Linked DNA regions of Mus musculus: region 2 is linked to region 1. Evidence: chromatin loops called from intact Hi-C (ENCODE). Cell type or tissue: left cerebral cortex. All regions are shown on one strand.

Region 1 (8,000 bases):
GTACTGGTTAGTTCATGTTGTTGTTCCTCTTATGGGGCTGCAAACACCTTCAGCTTCTTTGGTCCGTTCTCTAGTTCTCCCATTGGGAACCCTGTGCTCAGTCCAATGATTGGCTGAGAGCATCTACCTTTGTATTTTTCAGGCACTGGTAGAGCCTCTCAGGAGACCGCAATATCAGGTTCCTGTCAGCAAGCACTTGTCAGCATCCACAACTAAGTCAATATATTCATTGGTAAATGAATCAACTCCAAAATTTCTTAGCTGGAATCCTCAGAAAGATGCTACTTACACAGAGTTCTTTACAGGATGAATATTCAGTGTAACAGAAAAAAATCATCACCTCATCAACTGTTTTTAAAATCATATCAAATACTGACCAATGCAAAATATACATACATCCAATGTATAACTGAATAGATAAAGGTAGGTTTCATAGTAAAACATCCCAGGGTCTTACAGTTCTGTTATGTGTTTAGGAAACATGCTCAAAGAGGTCATGGCCCAGTATTTTTCTTCCTTTCTTCCTTCTTCCTTCCTTCCTTCCTTCCTTCCTTCCTTCCTTCCTTCCTTCCTTCCTTCCTTTGTTCCTTCTTTCTATTTAAATCTTCACATGGTGTCTCAAAATCCCCTGGCTTCAAAACTCACTTAATAGTGAGTGCCTAGCAATACTTTCAGATATAGGCATCACATGCTCCATTAACAAAGTGATAACTTTTAATTGGTGAGTCTCTTTTCAGGAAGGAGTCAGGACATCATTGGCAAGAGGACTGATTTTTGCTGTATTTGTACATTAGTTGTTTATAGTGGAAACCAATTTGCTGTCTAAAATAGAAAACCATATGGACTCTCTTGGTTATTAAGAAAATGTAATAATAATCCATTTGTTCCTAAAAAATGTGAAGTGATTCTAAATCAAATATTGCTTCTTCTCAGTTGGTACTGCAGTAGCAACTATTACAAATATTCACCCACTCTTTTTAAAAATGCTTAAATCTTCATTTTACTTCATTGTTAAATACCTTCACTTGACAACTATGGAAATCATAACTGATTGTTAATTAAATATTTAAGTTTTGATAGTTTGTTGTTCATATATTGTTAGGCAAAGCTAATTTTGGTACCCAGAGTTAATAAGTTGAATAACCAAAGGGGTAACCTTAAGGGTTATTGCAACAGCGAAGACGCAAGAAAATCTGAGCATGTGTTTGGTTCTGGATGGCTTTTGCCTATAGAGAGCAAACAGGCGTGCCTGCAGAAGACTTTGGGATTCCATGATATTAGCATTATTTCATACTACTGTTAAATTTGGGTTCTGGAACTCATACATTTGGGTTTGGGGTTTCTCCCATTTAGCTTTTGCTTGCTTTAAGATTTAATACTTCAAGCGGGCATGGTGGTGCATGCCTTTAATCCCAGCACACAGGAGGCAGAGGCAGGCAGATTTCTGAGTTCGAGGCCAACCTGGTCTACAAAGTGAGTTCCAGGCCAGCCAGGGCTATACAGAGAAACCCTGTCTCGAAAAAACAAAAACAAAACAAAACAAACAAACAAAACAACAACAACAACAACAACAACAAAAGATTTAATACTTCAAAAAATAGTGTGATTATAGAAAAAACAGAATTCTATTATTTTTTCAGAGATTTAGATAAATTAGTATATTGGTAGGTGCCAAACATTATCTACTACTAATTTTTGGTTGCATTTGTCTATTGCTAATTTTTTCTATTTTTTTCCTCATAAATGACTGCCTATTAAACATAAGTAGTTAGCTAATTATATTTCAATGTCAAAAGAAAGGAGTAGAAGTGGGAACATAATTTTCAAATCTTTATTTAAAAACCAAAAGGATAGAGTCACAAACACTAAATCCCAAGATCCCAATGTGAACACTAGATCCCAAGATGTGATCCCAATGGCATCACATCTAATGTAACACTTTCATTTCAGTCACAGGAAAGCAGTTCATGCCTTTGTTAACAGCTGACATTCTAATTGATTTTAAACCGCTATGAGGTAATTTTACAATGAATTGTGACAAATTTCTGTGTATCGCAGTGTTTAAGGACATAGAGCCAGCAGTGATATGAAATTAAGAGAATAAACAAGGAGAAACAGACTTGTCACTGATTTGGGGTTTTATTCCAATGATACTATCACAGGTATCACTGAGTCTAGTGGCTATTAGATTGATGAAAAGCTTTGAAATGTTGTGCTCACAATACACAGCCAGACATTCAGCAAGTATCCCTAACTTGCTTATTATTTAGCTTTAGCATGTCTTGATTTTTGAATGTTGATTGCCATGCTGTAATTAATTGATATCTATGAAAATTATACTTCATCTTTGGATCCTCTCTTCCTTAATTTAATTGCCCTAGTAACTGCACAGAAAGCTTCATTATAAGTGAAAAATGGAGTATGCTGTAAACTCTTGACCATGATAAAAATTTTTTTTTTCCTTTTTTTTTTTGGAAGATTCCTTTTTTTCCCCAAACTCTTTGTGTCTGTACATTTTCCACAAAAATTACTCTTAGACAAAAAAGTGAGTTGTAGCTGATCACCAATTATTCAGACATCAAAATCACAGTTTAATTTATGTGAGCTTCAGGGAGCATTGGACAAGTACCTCCAAAGAAATTCTTTTAATCAATAATCTTTTCCTGCTAGAAATAATACGTAATTTAAATGTTTTGATAAAACATTTTGCTAAATTGCTCTTACATATTATTCTGTTTACACTAAAACGTTATGTGTGATTGTCCATGGACTCTAAGACAAGGATTGAATCATGCACATTCAGAGTCTTTAAATTGCAATCAAAGATGCATGACAATTGGCTTATGTCTTGGTGCCAGCTAGGACATTAAAGGGCATACAATAACGCTTGAAAGGTATTCTGGCTTTAAGTACTGCTTGGGTCTCTACCATGACCATGAGAACTACAATAGATTCTGCCTTTTAAACCTAACAGTAAGTGGATTAAATAGGGTTTTTTTTTTTAATTTTGCCTTTCCATAAACACATCTATTATCAACCATGATTCCATTATTTTAGAAAATAGAAGAAAAACAATTAAAGTAGCACTTGTGAATTCATTCTCTCATGAAATATAATGTATAGCTTTTATTTGCTATTTTAATGAATAGGAGACGGATGAAGTATAATGATTTCTGTCTGACTTTGTGATGAGGAGTCAGAAATTTTACAAAAAGCCAAATAGCTGAGTTTAAAATGATTTCTTTAAAGTAATAAGTAAAAATGAGTGGGCATTATCACCAAGAATAGTAAATTACTTTAAATTATGCTTTATGTTAAATTATTTTAAATTATGTTTTATGTTATTTAGAACAATTATGGGTTGTCAGCCCAAACCAAACTGGTAAACTTCAGTTTCAATGAAACAATAATAAATCATTCAAATATAGAGAAATGTTATATCTTAAGAAAAGTAAAAGTAGACAGCTAAATTTTAACACATTTTCAATGATTTAGACTCAAGGAGCATAAACTTGTTAAAGCAAACTGACATTAAATAAAGGTATCCATGTGCATATATACATCTGTGCATGCATGTGTGCATACTTGCCTGTATGTTCCTTGGGTTTTCTAAAACTCAAATCAGAAAGATGTCTTGCATCCGCCTATTTGCTCAGCTCCTCTAACATCTACTTTTGAATTTGTTCAGTGCTCATTCTGTTCTTCCATCTGGTGCTGTTGTGGGTGGATAACTTCCACAACTTGGAAGTTTGTAACTCAGTGTCAAAATCCAAACATAGCCCAGGATCCACTAACTAGCTGCCATCTGAGATTCTCCCTCTGTGGGTTGATGAACCTCCCCAGCCAGGCCTACACTCTTTATGGAATTTGTATCCATTTCAGTAAAATTCTGAAAGGGAATGAAGAATCTGTAGAACTGCCATAGTCTACAACTGTAACATTTAAGAAGTTAGTAAACTGATGTGATAGTAGCTTACCAGTCACAGGAGACACTTTCTCTGGAGTATTGAATGGCAACATCAAATTCAGGTAAATCGTGTTCTACTTTTTATCATCACCATCTGTGAACAATTCTAAATAAGTCCAGCATTAGCATTTCCTTCCTGCTGGGACAGACTGCTCCACCCTCCACCCTCCTTGGTGTGTTACTGTCTCTCCATGTATCTACCTGAGTGGGAGGGAATATCATAAGGAGCTGGAGTGGCAAGACCAACTTTCTCTTTTATATTCAAAGCACTTTAGCTATAGAAAGACTGGATCTCTGATTAGAGTAAATGAACAATGAATTAAGAGACTTTGTAATAGATGGTGTTTCCTTAGTGATTTTCAATACTGTGGAGTTCCCATGAGTTATGGGTGAAGGAGTTAATGCAAGTCAAGGGAATGGTCTAACAGATGAAGAGTGTCATTGGGCTAATGGAAAATCATAGGTACTGTTTGGTAATTTAAATATAACACTATTATTACCTATGTAAAGAAATGTGGTTTAGAAAGCAAACTCTTAAACAGGTCAGAACCCTAATGTGAATCCATTTATTTTACTTAGCAGGGGGTGAAAAGGAGAAATGTTACATTAAAAAGCTTTCTGAAAGCAAGATGCAAATTGTAACCATTTAAAAAAAAATTGAATCCTGAGACACATTGTTATAACACCTTGGAATAGCTACAGATGCGAGAAAACTAAGTACTTAGAATCTACCTAATAAAGATAGAGGTTAATTAGAGGTTGTGCATATCAAAAACGAAGTCTACTTTTAAAATGATTGTCTTCAAAACAAAGGTAATAAGTAAGATAAAAATTTAAAGTAGAGTTTAAGCTCATGAACTTGTTCACTACCTGTTTTCATCACAAGTCTACAAAACTTTCCACTTTTAAGATCTAGTGCTTACCAAAAGTCCTGTGAACCTGAGCTTGTTACATGGCCTCGTTTCTAGTTGTAATTCAAGATAAACACTAATTCAGGAAAACACTAGATGTTTAAATTCAAATAAAAATGTGTTCGTGATCAAGAAACCAAGCCTAAGATGTCCACAGATAGACCTGGCCTGAAATTCTGCTTGTCTGCTTGGCTGTCATTCTGCCACACTGCAAAGAAAGGGTGTCATTTTCCGCATGGTGCATGGCCTTTCCTACGTACGGCTCCAACCTCCACATAAAATGTAAGCATCTAGTATCAACTATGAACTTCTAATGCTGTCTAAAAACTTGATTCCTAATAAATACAGCAAGCAGGAACATCTTGTGAAAAGCAGCTGCACACAATAATTCCAGGAGGCAACGACCATCTGAAATATTGCTTAAAATTGTTTTTGACAAATACAAATCTAAATCAGCTAGGTTTCAATGAATTGTAATTTCAGGTTTCTTTCACAAGATACCAGGTAAAAGAAGGGACATTCACAAACATATGCTTTTTAAAAACTTGTTTCTGCCTTAGATACTCCCAAGTATCAGGTATGGAAACCTCCTTTTGAGTTGTTCCTTATAGCAGATCCTCAAAACAATATAGGCAAATGCTGATGCCCTGCTATTCCTCCAAGAAACTGAACATAAGACTCTATTGATCTAGACACTAACACTTTGTGCAGGTAACTTGGAGGAAGTAAGTTGGATCTGAAGTTTAGGTATCTTACTCAAGGACTAGTTCTCATGGCCCATGAAGGAGCTATGCAAGTTTTCATAGTTTTCAATAAGTTTACATTATTATTAAAATTAATCGACAGTACTGGATCCTCCTGCAATGCCTATGAACAACAATGATCAGTATGACAAGATAGCACAAGGGTTATAACAGTGGCACTTATACACTGGGGTATACATGGACATCCAAACGGATGTAAGGACCACTCATTAGGTATGGGGAGACTTCTTGCCTTGTACTATAAACTTATCCGATTACCCATGGCTAAAGAGAGCATAGACCCCAGAGAAAAAAACTACAACAGCCACTTCACTAAGACAGAATAACTTCTGTCTTCATACTAACTACGTGTCCTTACACTCACCCATAAGTGTAGCTCTCAGCTCTTATTGAAGCTTCTTTTTGTACAGAGGAAAATCTTTATGAAAAGCCACTACTGGTCAAATTTAGATAACCCCTAACTGTGGGTTCCTATCCTCAATTGATACATTTACAACACTACCCCTATATCCAAGGCTCAGGGAGCATCAAAGAAGAAGGTACCATAAGGACAAGAAGACATGTCAGGAACATCTGCTTTGAGATACCATCTTCTATATAGTATAGGGAAGCTGTAAAAAGGAAATCTCTACAGCATGGCTGTCAAAACAAGATCTTAAAAATTACAACATTCTGTTTCTGGGCTAATATCCACTTATCAGTTACAATTTGCAAAACACATGAAACTCAAGAAGAACGAAGACCAAAGTGTGGACACTTTGCCCCTTCTTAGAATTGGGAACAAAACACCCATGGAAGGAGTTACAGAGACAAAGTTTGGAGCTGAGAAAAAAGGATGGATCATCTAGAGACTGCCATATCCAGGGATCCATCCCAAAATCAGCCTCCAAACACTGACCCCATTGCATACACTAACAAGATTTTGCTGAAAGGACCCTGATATAGCTGTCCCTTGTGAGACTATGCCAGGGCCTAGCAAACACAGAAGTGGATGCTCACAGTCAGCTATTGGATGGATCACAGGGCCCCCAATGGAGGAGCTAGAGAAAGTATCCAAGGAGCTAAAGGGATCTGCAACCCTATAGGTGGAACAACATTATGAACTAACCAGTACCCCAGAGCTCTTGACTCTAGCTGCATATGTATCAAAAGATGGCCTAGTTGGCCATTAATGGAAAGAGAGGCCCATTGGACTCGCAAACTATATATGCCCCAGTACAGGGGAATGCCAGGGCCAAAAAGTGGGAATGGGTGGGTAGGGGAGTGGGGGAGAGGGTATGGGGGACTTTTGGGGTAGCATTGGAAATATAAATGAGGTTGCAGATGATATGATAGTATATATAAGTGACCCTAAAAATTCTACCAGAGAACTCCTAAACCTGATAAGCAGCTTCGGGGAAGTAGCTGGATATAAAATAAACTCAAACAAGTCAATGGCCTTTCTCTATACAAAGAATAAACAGGCTGAGAAAGAAATTAGGGAAACAAGACCCTTCTCAATAGTCACAAATAGTATAAAATATCTTGGCGTAACTCTAACTAAGGAGGTGAAAGATCTGTATGATAAAAACTTCAAATCTCTGAAGAAAGAAATTAAAGAAGATCTCAGAAGATGGAAAAATCTCCCGTGCTCATGGATTGGCAGGATCAACATTGTAAAAATGGCTATCTTGCCAAAAGCAATCTACAGATTCAATGCAATCCCCATCAAAATTCCAACTCAATTCTTCAACGAATTAGAAGGAGCAATTTGCAAATTCATCTGGAATAACAAAAAACCTAGGATAGCAAAAAGTCTTCTCAAGGATAAAAGAACCTCTGGTGGAATCACCATGCCTGACCTAAAGCTTTACTACAGAGCAATTGTGATAAAAACTGCATGGTACTGGTATAGAAACAGACAAGTAGACCAATGGAATAGAATTGAAGACCCAGAAATGAACCCACACACCTATGGTCACTTGATCTTCGACAAGGGAGCTAAAACCATCCAGTGGAAGAAAGACAGCATTTTCAACAATTGGTGCTGGCACAACTGGTTGTTATCATGTAGAAGAATGCGAATCGATCCATACTTATCTCCTTGTACTAAGGTCAAATCTAAGTGGATCAAAGAACTTCACATAAAACCAGAGACACTGAAACTTATAGAGGAGAAAGTGGGGAAAAGCCTTGAAGATATGGGCACAGGGGAGAAATTCCTGAACAGAACAGCAATGGCATGTGCTGTAAGATCGAGAATTGACAAATGGGACCTAATGAAACTCCAAAGTTTCTGCAAGGCAAAAGACACCGTCAATAAGACAAAAAGACCACCAACAGATTGGGAAAGGATCTTTACCTATCCTAAATCAGATA
Region 2 (8,000 bases), 69 kb before region 1:
GTTATGTACATAGTTACTCAGAGAAGCTGAAAAACTCTTTTTGTAAAACACATCCATACAGTCTGAAAACTCTTCTTAACCACATAAAAATCATTGCCTTTTCCACACTAAGGGAAAGAAAACCTTACCTATAGAACACAGTTATTTAAACTGCAAATGATAGATTATTAAAACTGAAGACTCTGATATATTGTGTTCATAATCTACAAAGAAAATGGGGTATTATGAGACATTAATAAATGGAGAGTCTGTGAAAAAATTCAAAGGTATTAATTTACTTGAAATAATTTACAGTTCTAAAAAAGTGCATTCACTGACCACTTATCATTCACTGTGTTGCTTATGTGCTTAGAATTCTATTTCAGAATCTAATCTATGCCAGTACAGCTAGAAATTTGGCATAAGAAGTAACATATGTAATAGAGAGAGCCTGTTTTATCATGTGCTGTTTCTTTAACTACAGTCCCCTTACTTGTCATTTGCATATAAATAATTCATCATCAAATATTCATTTCTCACTTTGAAACATTCACTGTAGCTGTTCCAGCAAGTCTGAGTAATAAGCGCAAAGAAAGTTCTTTTGGTAGAGCAACGGCACAGAATAAGTGGTTGCATGTCTTCCATCACTTTACTACCTCTAGGGATTAATTTCTCTAAAATGTGCCAGATTCTCTAAATATAATATTTATACCATCCCTTTCTTACTTAAACATATGTTAGCAACTAATACTTGGAAGCATTCAGTATTTTATTGTCTGTTTGCTCATCTTCTTATGAGATTCTTAGAATAGCCAGAAGTCCATCAAAATATTGTTCTCTTACTTTAGATTTGTGTCCATAATTATTTTTCCTTAAGGTCACATAATACCCCAATTCTGTTGACTAAAAATATTCATATGTGGAAATGTATGGTTGCAAACTTTTTATTACTAGAAAAATAATTTTATTTTTACAACTGTATTCTCTTGATAAAAGATTTGATAAGGCTATCGTCAAAAATTAGAGGTAAATATTGAGATTATTTAATTTCCTTTATAGTATTGCTATTGAAAAGTTTTGTGAATCCGTTGAAACGTCTTTGTCAGATTCTTTAAAGACTCAAGACAGGTTTGGAAACTACTGGTCTACCTCTGCTTCAATGTCTCTGTGCTCTGCAATCATTTGGTTCTTCACCTGTCTCAAGTACTTAGGGTGATAACCAAAGCCATAGAGTAACCAAGCTCACTCACTCTGCCAGTTTTCATTTTATTGCACATGCTTCCAATATGTGACAGTCAGCCACTCACTTCTTTAAAGAGCCTTGTGACACTGCTCTAACCTGGTTTCACTGCTCTGTGACAGTGATTTTTTTTCTTTTTTTTTTCTCCTTTCTTTTCACATGAAAAAGTGCATTTGCAGTTTCTGACAATAGTTTCTAGGCTGATATTTGCCTTCTCTTTTTGTAGTATCCATTCTCGGAATTTTGACAATTGTTTCAACAAACTACTTTACAGCATGCATTTTCAGCCACACATAGTCCTAAACTTTTCTATCACTCAGTGGTTCATTCCTAAAAACATTTGGATCGTGGATGGTAATTATACTACAAAATAAAGCCGTGAGAGCAGCAGCATGCTCTATCTTTCCCTTTTCTGCTCCATGTACTGTTTATTATATAATCTTGTTCATCATGTTCACATTGTTAAAATCACAATTAATAGTGCTATAAAAATAAGCTTATATAAAAGTGATAATTTCTGAGATGGTCCCCTTTTAGCCAATCAATAGATACATTTTATGATTACAAAATGACATAATTTTCATTTTTTTCTTTCACATGTAGAATTGGCACATACTGGGAAAATGGTGTTTTTTCTTACAAATGGACATACTATTACACGTTTCTAAGAGATTCTGTGAATATTTTATCTTCCTTATGTAGTAATTGACTTTGTCTATACATTTTACATCCATATATTTATTCCCAAACATCCTAACTTTATTCTGCCTTTACAGCACTCAACTGCTCAAAGATCTCTTATTCTTATAAGAGACTTTTTTTAAACTTAAATTCTAGATCATCTTCTGTGATTCTAGTCTAAATGTCATACATTTTTGGCATTTAATATTTAAGCATGAATGTATTAAAAATCTCTGCCTTGTCACATAATATCCTATCATTATCTTCTTTAAACCACAATAACAATGGTTTTAAATTATGGATTACCCATATAATAAAGTTTGCAAGTTATATTTCTACTATTTTTTTCTTTTCTAGTCTTTTCTTCTTTTTGAACATAGTATTCTCATGATACATGTATACCATATATGAAATGATCTTCCTCAAAAGTAGCTTCATTTTACAGCTCAGGAGTTAAAGCCCAGAGAAGTAAAAGTAATAACAAACTAAAGCCCACATTAATATCTGCATTGAAACTATTGGATAGAAATTCTACAGCACACTTTTCTCCTTTTAAATAAACTTGTAAATAACAAATTGGCCATTTTGGTTTAAAGTGAATTGGGAATTTTATGAAACATCAAATAATGGTAAATAGACAATAAACTTGCTATCATGGTGGACATGGTAGACTAATAAACAAGTAGACAAACATATCTTATTAAAACATTATGAATAATTGGTGTGCTGCTTGATGACTCATGGACAACAGCTATCTCTTGTTAATTGATGATGATGAGACACCATACATTTACAAAGTCTCTGTAAGTACTAAATGCTGCGATTCTCATGATCATAGTCTACTGGTGCACATTGCAATTCAGTCTGTCTATAAAAAACCACATCTGACTTATTAGATCACAATTTGGCTCTGAATGAAGAATTGGTGCTAAGAATAGATTTTATGAGATGAAGAATATAATCTTGACAAAATGAGAATCCAAAGTAAAGATTGGTTTGATTTAATGTAGTCAAACATCTGGATATGTGACTAAAATCTTCACTTTCCATATGGATGCTTCACATCGTGTGAATAATATCAGTGTTGGTTTTAAAAAGAAGCTAAATTTGTGTCAAAATAAGTAATTATCCATCTTGCCTAACATAAAATGGTTAACATTTTTGATTATCTCTGCATTAACAATTAAGTACTATTTTTTTACACTTGGTTAATATATATAAGTATATACTAGATGTCATATGTGAGGTTATTATACAAACAGAGACATATACATACATGCATATATTTGTATATTTATATATATTCAAATATTTGTGTATGTATAGGTAAACAAACCAGGTACTTCCAGAAGATAGCAGAAGTTTTTATAAAATATGATTTTACAAAATATGTGTCTACTTCCTTATTTTTAAAGTTTTTCTTCATATTTCCCAATTTACTAAATCTTAGAACATTCACAGTTTCTTAGATTACTATTTCCCCTCTGGCAGAATCTCACTGTAAACATAACAAAACAAACCATAATATGCCTGAAATTAAAAATATACATAAGTAAATGTCATGAAATATCAACTGAGTAAAAAAAACAAGAGACCCAATCCATGATTATGCATTTCTTCGTTGATACTCTCTGATTTCATGACAAAAAAAAAAAAAAAAAACATAGTTCAATTTTGTCTCACAGGTGGTTGAATGGTGGCTGAAGTTTCAGGGGCTGAAATATCAGTGGGCTGAATATATTGATTACAATAGTAATTAATTTTTAGGACCAAACAACAGGTCTTTAAACTGTTTAGCAGAAAGCACCCAATCGCCTATTGTGGAAAAAAGTAAAATTTTAAGGTATCGATAGCCTGGGATTGTGAAAACTACTTTGTCACCTCAAGCAAATTCCATATAATTATCTTTCAGGCTTTAAGCTACTTCACCAGGAAACTCACATGAAAAGGGTTTACTGTGCTATTTGATGTGAGACTTTGTATCACAATGGAAATTACACTCCATCCTACAGTCAAATTAAATTTGGAAAAGGATTGCGTATTAAACCTACTTACATATATTATCACATGATACAAAGTATGATGGGGCTAAGGACAAAAAGAAAATTTTCTTTCTCATTTTCAAAGTTTCAAAATCCTTGTGTGCATAAAATATGATTCCAAGCATATATCAGAGACATAAAATTGAAGCAATAGAAGGAAAACACAAAGATATTTTTAGCCTTTCCCCAGTGATTTCTTTTCAGCTCTCAGACAGTACAAAATGAGTCAACACTTAAGGAAGCCAGAAATAATATAACGAGTCTGCAAAATTACAGCTACCTACAGCTCAGATCTTCAATCAAGTAATTGTTAAACTCTCACTAGAAAGAAAAAAATATGTTCTCAGCTGAACTCAGATAATAATTTCAACATTATTGTCAAAAGAAAAGCCTTATAATTAAGAACACACAGGTAGATAGCTGTATTTTTGTACCTTCCTAGTGATTAATATGCATCCCTGAGATGGTCTCCTCAGGATGTTTCAGTAAAAGCCCGGTCTATATATATTCATGCCACTGTCTATATCAGTGCTTGATGCCACAAGTCAACACCCATCTTCCTGGGTGATTTTGATATAATAGTTGCCAAAAAACTCTGACATAATTGCTTTTCATCTGTTGATAAATTATTCTCTATGAATGAAAGTTTTTCAATCTTAAAAGTTGAATTTTGAGTAACCAGGGGTAGAGAAGGGTGTTCTACAGTGACTACTGTTTGTAAAGAAACACATAAGGAAGCATTTCTCTATCTAGAAACAAATGACCACTGGGAACACATATTTTCTTTTAATTAATTTCTGTTATGTGTATGGCACCAGGTTTAACAGCTACTTGTAATTAATGAGAAACCCCTACTGCTCAGTTATGAGAAACACATATCTTTAGACATTTCGAAAATATACATATATGGAATAATTGCAACAACTTGAAACACTCTTAGGGAATAGCCTTGTAGATTCTAGTAAACTATATAGTAAATCTAAAGCTCTATCAAAATTTACATAAAGATGTATACACACACACACACATATATATATGGCATTTATACACACAGAGTTCCTGTTGTTTGCATGAAATATTATATATACACATATACATTTATACATCTATACATGCTTATAAGTTATTTTCAATATTCATCTAGATGTACTCATTAGAATATATGTTTATATTTAAAAATATGTAGTCAACAACATCTATATAATGTGATTTATATTTTTATGTATTTATATTTATATATCTGTGTGTTTGTATAATATATATATATATATATATATATATATATATATATATATATATATATATATATGGAAAAATATAAAATCAATAAAGTGGCCAAAACATACAGTAATTATTTTATTATTCTAATTACTCTCCAACTTCAGTGATACTGGAAGGAGAGTCAGTGTCTAGAATATGTAGTGATCCATGTGAGAATTTAAACAACAGTGTGAAAATCTCAAGTTTCTCTGGTAAAGGGTATACACGGATTGAAATGGACCCAGTCTTTCTGTCTTTCAGATTTCTCCAGAAGGGAAAGAATTGAGATGTGGCAACAATGAGGTCACTCATGTGTTCAGAAAACAATAGAAACACACAACTGTTGGTTCTTCAGGGCAACTAGAGTTCATTGAAAGTGGTATAAGATTCAAAATCTAGGTTTGGGGGTGAATTTTGAGGGAAGCCTAATGGCAAGTGTATGAAATGGGCTCCAGAAGGAGAGCTGCAAATTCATTGCCACATCTCACAACTCTGTCTTCAAAAAAACCCCATACTCTGTACTATGTCCGTGCAAATCAGGGTAGGGCCCCATGAGAGAGAACCTGGTAATGTATGCGTTCATGGTTCATCCTGCTCAATCAGGAGGCATCTAATCTTGAGTCATAGATGTCAAAATATGTCACCAGCTCTGCCTTCTACAGCTACTCTGGCATTCCCCACTGACAGATGTATGCTTAGGAGGATTGGAGTATCCAGGAGTTGACAAAAAAGAAACGCTGCATCATACAACATGGAACATCCAATGTAAGCAATGAAACATCCCCCAACCCCAAAGTCAAGTCTCTCCTACATCTTGGTCAGCCTCACAAGGACCATTATAGCTACACTTAAGAAATGTCATGAAAAATCCATCTTGCATGGGTACATGTGGTGACAATTATGGTTTACTCAGGAGCAAGGTAGTCTTGTTTGCAGTTCTGGGCTTAAAATCTATGCCTTATCCATGCTAGAGAAGCCATACCCCTCTGAGATTCACAGCAGATCTCCCGGGTAGTTTTATTGTCTATGTATGCCCCAACACGTCTACTTTCTCAGGCTCTGCTAACTAAGCAAGCCTATAGGAGTCATCATACCTACCCACATGCTTGTGAGCATCAAATCCTTGTGATCTCATCAGGTGGACACAACTTGACCAAGGGCACAGTACCTTTTAAATTTTACATTGCTAATGCTATCAACGCTAACAAAAAAACATCTTCTCATACGACAGACTTTTTCCTTCTAATTATAAAATAAGAGAACTAATTAGGCACAGGAAAAACCCAAAGGAAACTATATAACTCTTCTCTTAAATTTAAAATTTGTCTGACTTTAAGTGACTTGAGATTAATCTTCAGAATGTGGATTTTTTTTTGTTTAACACATTTTTCACTGTAAAAGAAAACAAATGTGAAGGAAATGTGCAGTTTATAAAGATTAGGCCAGGTTATATATGAATATATGCAATACATATATGGTTATTTTGTGATAAGTAGGAAATCATTAGTGAAAAAGCCAAAAAAATGTAATTATTTTAGACTTTTATTCTAATTACTTCCCATCTTCATTGATACAGTAGAGAAGTAGTATTTAGAATCTTTAGTGTCCCATGTGCGAATTCCAACAGCCAGTGACAATCTCATGTATTCTTCTTTAAGAGTATCCACAGACAGAAAAAGGGCCCAATCTTTATGTTTTTAAAAACAAAATTTGTTAGAGAAGCCACTTTACTACGGGTAGAGAGTTGTACAAAGTGTAAGTTAAACCTTCTTTCTTTGTATTGTGCTTTGTATTGGCAGCTGACTAGTGTGAGTGTCAGTGTGGACCACACTCTTGGTAAAAATGGATCCTGGAACTTGTGACTGCTAGAAAAGAAAAGAGTATCAACTCCACAGACATTTATAAAGGCAATGGCATGCAGCATGAGTCACAATAATGTGACCTGTGTAGGCTTTGAATCCAATTAACATGTCCACAGGGAGAAGATGAAGTTTATCTAGCCATTGTTATCATAACATCATAGTATACAATAAACCAACTGGTGATGTGCTCACTAATAGTAAGGCAAATGGCTTATTCATTTTTTTCTTTAACAGCTTAATGGATGGGTATTTTTTTCAAATGTTTTCATGTAGAAAATTAGTCTGAAAAGCATTTTAATAAAAATTGTGTAGGATTACAAATGATATGAGCTCCCAATAACCTTGACTTACATCCATCAGAATGCAAGATCAAAGTAATGATTATTTTCTCTAAACACAGATAACTTTTAGCTCTTCTCATTTAGTTGACCTTAGACTGAAGTTGATAGAATTTAAGAAGCAGGGAGAGAGAAAAGGGAAATAGATATAACTGTCCTTCTGATTCTTTTTATCATGAGCATTTTCCTCAGATTTCAGAAGGCAAAGCCTGTGAGAGCAATTTTAGTTGTGTGTCTCACCTGTTCTAGTCCACTTCCTTATGTGAGCAAACTTTTATTTGTTGCAATATCATAAGTCTGCAGTTCTTTACAGGAGAGAAACAAAAAAGGAAACTAACAGAAGACAGCTATTCCCCAAACTATAATGTGCTTTCCTTACATGAGTGATTTAAACTAGGTTCATCTTTTGCCAAGTAAATATCAAAACCTAGCTGAACACAGAGGCTCACCACACAAATAAAACTAACTCCATGTGCGGAAAGATATGTATAAGCTTGAGAAATTATTTTCAAATAGATTTCATTAAAAACATAAAAATAACATCGGAACCACCATGACAATTAATAAGGTTGGGCTCACATTTATTCATGGTTTTCTT

What was found. Peaks named below come from ENCODE experiments on the same cell type or tissue, not always from the same donor. Only the 100,000 strongest peaks of a DNase experiment are listed, where the experiment ranks them.
Region 2: it touches region 1 in a loop (5-fold over the local background); 2 of 42 quality-filtered maps call a loop at or near these places.

The regions. Positions count from the first base shown.
Region 1 is chr2:42,454,490-42,462,489 of GRCm38, reverse strand. The region is part of intron 1 of Lrp1b (low density lipoprotein-related protein 1B); the gene reads left to right. Among named protein-coding and RNA genes, the nearest start is that of Mir6336, 11 kb to the right of the region's middle. In left cerebral cortex, no CTCF peak of the experiment used is centred here; DNase peaks (open chromatin) are centred at 3,753 and 4,077.
Region 2 is chr2:42,523,222-42,531,221 of GRCm38, reverse strand. All of the region lies in intron 1 of Lrp1b (low density lipoprotein-related protein 1B), which reads left to right. Among named protein-coding and RNA genes, the nearest start is that of Mir6336, 80 kb to the right of the region's middle. In left cerebral cortex, no CTCF peak of the experiment used is centred here; DNase peaks (open chromatin) are centred at 545, 3,926 and 4,118; H3K27ac peaks cover 560 bases.